Linked DNA regions of Homo sapiens: region 1 is linked to region 2. A link is an interaction called in ENCODE POLR2A ChIA-PET data of the cell type or tissue named here. Cell type or tissue: HepG2. All regions are shown on one strand. Each heading gives the region's core, and the rest is flanking DNA. Links, peaks and the distances in the headings are about the cores only.

The links. Peaks named below come from ENCODE experiments on the same cell type or tissue, not always from the same donor. Only the 100,000 strongest peaks of a DNase experiment are listed, where the experiment ranks them.
Region 1: POLR2A ChIA-PET joins it to region 2 with 7 read pairs; 2 of 35 experiments call an interaction of 5 or more read pairs at or near these places.

What each region holds. Positions count from the first base shown.
Region 1 is chrX:132,521,453-132,524,374 of GRCh38, reverse strand. No RefSeq gene overlaps it. Among named protein-coding and RNA genes, the nearest start is that of MBNL3, 34 kb to the right of the region's middle. In HepG2, for the core only: no CTCF peak of the experiment used is centred there; no DNase peak of the experiment used is centred there.
Region 2 is chrX:132,589,037-132,591,958 of GRCh38, reverse strand. No RefSeq gene overlaps it. Among named protein-coding and RNA genes, the nearest start is that of HS6ST2-AS1, 77 kb to the left of the region's middle. In HepG2, for the core only: no CTCF peak of the experiment used is centred there; a DNase peak (open chromatin) is centred at 1,308.

The DNA of each region.
Region 1 (2,922 bases), core at 238-2,737, 68 kb after region 2:
ATTTTCTGTAAACAAAGAAATTATCTGACATAACCACAGTCCAATGATCAAAACTGATAAATTACCATTGGTGCAATATTATTTATCTACTCTACAGACTTCATTCAGATTTTTCTAATTGTCCCAGTAATGTCTTATACAGCAAATGAAATACAGAAACATGTGGTACATTCAATTGTCATATTTAGTTAGTCTCCCTTAACCTAAAATACAGTCTTTGTGTTTCAAGACACTGAAATTTCTGACGGTATCAACTAGTTGTAGCATATCCCTCAGTTTTAGTTTGTCTGAGGCTTACTCATGATTATATTCAGGTTATACATTTTTTGTCAAGAATAACCCTCAAGTGACATTGGGTTCTTTGAGCATCGTATCAGGAGGCACATGATGTCCATCGGTGCCACTACTGGTGATGTTAATTTTGATCCTTGTTTAAAGTGATATCTATCAGGGTTTTCTCATTGTGAAGTAGCTATTTTTCCCCTTTGTAATTAATAAGCTTCTTATGGGGGGGATATTTTGAAACTATATAAATATTCTGCTATTCCTCAAAATTCTACACACTAGATTTAGTAGATTCTTGCCAGAAACAATTATTACTATAATAGTTGCCAAATGATAAATTTCTAATTTCATAATTTCTTCTACATTTATTAGCTGGCTTTCTATTCCAAGAAGGACCTTCCCCTTCTCCTTTTATTCCTTATTCATTACATCAGTGTGGACTCATGGATTTTTATTTTATTTTATGAGATAAAGTCCTTTACTATCATTTATTTAGAAGCTTAATTTGTTGCTGGGCATGGTGGCTCATGTCTGCAATCCCAGCGACTTGGGAGGCTAAAGTAGGAGGATTCTTGAGGCCAGGAGTTTGAGACAAGCCTCAGCAACATAGCAAGACCATGCCTCTAAAAATATAAAAATAAAAAATTAGCCTGGCATAATGGTATTCACCTGTAGTCCCAGTGCTATTCAGGAGGTTGATTTGAGAGGATGGCTTGGGCCCAGGAATTCAAGGTTGCAGTGAGCTATGATTGTGCTACTGCACTCCAGCCAGTTTAAAAAAAAAGAAAAAGAAAAAGAAAAAAAGAAAAGAAAAGAACAAAAAGAAGCTCAAATTGTCCCTGATTTGGCCAAGTGTGTGCCCCTTAAAGCTGCCTCCTGCTTCATTTTGACATGCCCCCATCAAGCTTTGAACAGTTTCTTACTTTCTGGCATAGCAGGATATTCCAGATTCATCTCGTTCTTTTCCTGCCGCAGCCTTGCATTCATCCATTTCTCCAAGGAGCCTTGATTCCTTTGAGTTTTTAGAAACCAAGATCTGAGTGCTAGGTGTGCCCATTGTTTCTTGAGAGTCATTGCTTTTAGACCCTCTCAGCTAGCAAAGAAAAAATAATATATATATATAATATCCATATACGCCAATATTTATTTACATATCTATCTCTAGGCTATATTTAAATCCATGATTTCACACTAATACCTCCAAGTTCAGTCCAACACTACAGGATTTATTCTATTTTTTTTCATCTTCCATATTTATAACTCCCTTCTCTGACAATAAGAAACCTAGCTTCCTTTATCCACAGTATATTTACTTATTTGGTCAATCCTAGGATACACAAAAAGTAATTTCAGTATCGCTCACCCACCCCTCTGAGAAATAAAAGCCTACAAAGTAGAGGTCAATATTGTTTTAGAGTTCTTTTTGTCTTTAGCCCCAACGTCGTATTGTCCAAATGCTATGTTCAAAGGTTATTTGAGGGCGAGAAGAGTGACAGCCCAGCAGCCCAGCTTTGCAAAGTCTCTAGACGCAAAGGAAGAGCCCAAGAGGAGATGTGAGGTTCTCAGTTAAGCCTGCCCCTGCAAAAGTTGAAACAAAGCCCAAAAATAAATAAATAAATAAATAAAAAGCAGCAGGAAAGGATAAATCCTCAGAAAAAAAGTGCAAACAAAAGGGAAAAGGGGAACAAAGGGCAAACAGGCTGCATAGGCTAACCGAGAAACTAAAGATTTACCTGCAGAAAACCGAGAGCTAAAATGGAGGAGCATCTAGCCTCTGATGACGTAGGAAAGAAAGACACCAAGTCTGATTAATGTGGAATAATTTTTATCAACTATTTTGAAGATGCAAGCTTTTTAGTAGCTCTAGACACATTTTTAAGAAGACAGGAATGCTACTTCATTCATTTGCTAAGAGTAAATGGTTTTAAGAGGTGAAACCATTTGCTGGTAATTATTATTATTGTTATTATTATTAGGTACAATGAGAAAATAGTGAGACATTGAATTGTAGGAGGCATTCACTGCCTTGGGTACCAATTTCATATCCCATAGACTGGAGGGAGGCAGTTTTTGTATCCTGTAATACAAAGCATACTAAATGGCAACTTGGAGTCACAGTCATACATTTAATATGTCTTAAACACTTAAAATTACTTCTATTCTCATGTTGTTTTTCAGTAGGATTGTTTCTTAAAGAAAACCTCTCCCTGACCTTGGCTCTCCCTGTCAGAATTGTGCGCACTCGGTAATATATTTGGTTGTGGTAGTTTAGATTTCCTAATTACTTTCTTATGTGCTGTGAAAGGTTGAAAATCTGTTTATGCTGGGCGCGGTGGCTCACGCCTGTAATCCCAGCACTTTGGGAGGCCGAGACGGCGGATCACGAGGTCAGGAGATCGAGACCATTCTGGCTAACACGGTGAAACCCAGTCTCTACTAAAAATACAAAAAAATTAGCCGGGCATGGTGGCAGGCACCTGTAGTCCCAGCTACTCGGGAGGCTGAGGCAGGAGAATGGCATGAACCTGGGAGGCGGAGCTTGCAGTGAGCTGAGATCACGCCACTGCACTCCAGCCTGGGCGACAGAGCGAGACTCCATCTTAAAAAAAAAAAAAAAAAAGAAAGAAAGAAAGAAAG
Region 2 (2,922 bases), core at 265-2,764:
AAGAAGTCTCCTTTAAGCAAACTGCAGCTCCAGTTGCTTGACTGATTCATTCATTCATTCATTCATTCATTCATTCATTCAACAAATGTTTACTGAACTCTGCTCTGCGCTAGATACTGTGCTAGGCCGTAGGTATATAGTGATGAACAAGGAGCATTCACCATCTAAAGTGGAAGGTAGTTATTCATGAAAGCAAAAAGGTAAAAGTGAGATGGATATTTTAATTCTAGAAGTCTTGGGAAATTGTCTCACATGGATTAACCACATCTTCCTCCCAGTAGTGTCTCTTTCTCTGTCTTCATGGGCCTACCTCACCAATGAAAATGGATTACCCCACTCTAAGATGCCATGGAATCCTAGAGAGGATCTTGCTGCCAATCCTGCCCATAATTTGATGTGGCAAAGAGTTCTACTAAAGCCAAGAGCTGGTAGCATAATAGATCCCAGATCAGGACTACTGGCATACAGTACACAAGCAACTGAAGTTAGCATATGGGTTCAGAATGGGGCAACAGTCTTCTTAGTTTCTGATTTTCCTACTTGGCCTCATCAGGAGACTCTGATTTTCCTACAGGCCCCATATCTGGGGCCAATCTTGACCTAGAGTGGGGAGAGGGGCTGATTGGAAGAGAGTGAGAAGTTACACATGGGATCATAGAATTTCAGAGCTGATAAGACACCCTGTAAGAACCTTGATGCTCGTAGCGTGGTCCATAGACCAGCAGCACCGACATCACCTGGAACTCATTGGAAATGCAGAGCCTCAGGCTCCTTATCAGATCTACGGAATCTGGATCTTCCTTTTAACAAAATTCCCAGATGATTTGTACACACATTAAAATTGGAGAAACAGTGCTTTAGATTAGTAATTATCAAACTTTTCCCTTGACAATCACACATTAGATGATAATTCTGTGCAGGACACATTTCCCTGAGTGTGGCCAAGGTCATGAACACTTCCTTACTGTGAGTGACAAATGATAAGAGATCATTGCAGTACACCAGTTCCATATCATGGTTAAAACAACTGATGTATCTTAGCCTCTTTATTTTATAAATGAGTGAATTTCCTGGCATCTGCACTATAAGCTCATGGCACAGCTGGGACCAAGAACCCAGGTCTTCAGTGGTCCTGTGGATCAGTCTTGAGTCAGTGGCTTCCTGCTGTTCCCTTATGACCCAACTCCACAAGCACTGTGTTTTTGTCATTTGTGTCTCAGGTTCAAGGTGCCAGCCACTAATATCTATAGACAGCTAACATGACTGTTTACCCACTTATCTTTGGCTTTGAATCTTATCTCTGTTGGTCGCAGCAAGGCATTTTCCTGCCTGTGACATCCTTTCATCTATAAGGACAGTTCTTGTCTGACCCTGACCACCCAGTTACCCTGCATGTAACTTTTGGGCCCTGGGCTCTACATTGAACTCTGTGAAGAGCACACATTGCCTAGTAGTTTGCTTTGAACTAGCCATGTGGACTCATATCTCCATGTCAACATCCCCTATAAAGTAGATTCCACAGTGAGGTAACCATATTTCGATTTTTCCACATTCTGGAGCCTGCCTGAGCTCTGGATTATAAGTCTAGATTTTTCTGTTGGGTCCTATCCAACTTCTATCTACCACCTTTAAAGTTAGATCCTAACCACCTTCTCTTCATTTCAAAGAATGTATTAATACAAGCCACAGAGATAAAGAGAAAAGAGTCTGTAAAGCAAAGATGGACTGAATCTTCAAATTAACCCAGGGTGGGGAGAAGTTAGAGAGAAAGGTTTTCCTCTACCAAAGAGGAAAATAAGAGGACTTCTTCCCTATGTTAAGAGTGTAATTCAATATCACCCAGACTGATTTAGTACTGAAATACTAGATTCTTCTTCAATTGTCAACATTTAAAAGAGAAGGTCATTTAGGTAGATGATATCTTAATTCTAAGACAATTTATTTCCCTTCAGTGTTGATATTTTTGTGATTAATGAGGAACATATTCCTGAATACATCTCTAAGAAACATGGCAAAGTCCCTTAACAACTTCACTTATCTCTTGGGGACCAGGGCCTGCTCCAGGCAACATGGAAAATAGGTGAATCTGATTGAAAACATCCTCCTCCCATAATTACCTCTTTTCGGGTTCTTGACATTTTGAGTAATGATCCCCTTTTCCTTGTTTCTCAGTGCTTTCCCCCTCCTTCTTCTCTCCCCTAGCAAAGAAGAAGTAACCTGCTAAATATATCCAATGTCATGCAACCCATTACTAGAGTATCTGCATGTTGAAAGACCCATAGGGAAGACAAAACTTAGCCCTAAGGAATCACTGCTCAAGATGGAACCTGAGCCATCAAAGATGGGGGAGGCCTATTGGCAGTGGGGTTTTCAGGCACCCTTCAGGTCCCATCAATAGTTGCTTGCCTGCTTTTCCCATGGATAAGGTCAGCTCTGAAGAAAATGACACCTGCCCCTGCCTTGCCTCATAAAGGGATTAGTAAGGATGAAATTAGGTCAGGGATGTTAAAGTGCTTTTTACACAGATCAAATCAGGGTTTTGATTTTTCCCAATCTAATCTAGACACTGCGTTGGGGTCGGTTTCTGCTTCAATCTCTCCATCTTTCAAAATGAGAATACCGTTCTCTTGCACTTCATGCAAGGCTACTGGGTGGGAAGGAAAAAAACGTGTTTACTGTAATGTCCACTGGATCAAAAATGAGTGAGATGATTGGCTTAATGGGACCAATGGCACTGCAGAAGGAACAAGTGGCTGTTTCCAGCCTGCATTTCAAATTAGTTTTGAGATAAGCAATGCCCAGGCAGTGAAAATTTGGTACCTTTGAACTACTTATTAGAGAAATCAATCCTCCTCCTGTGTTTAATGGCTTAAGGAAGGAAACAGTTCCACTTCATTATAAGAACAGACTTCCAAGCCATTT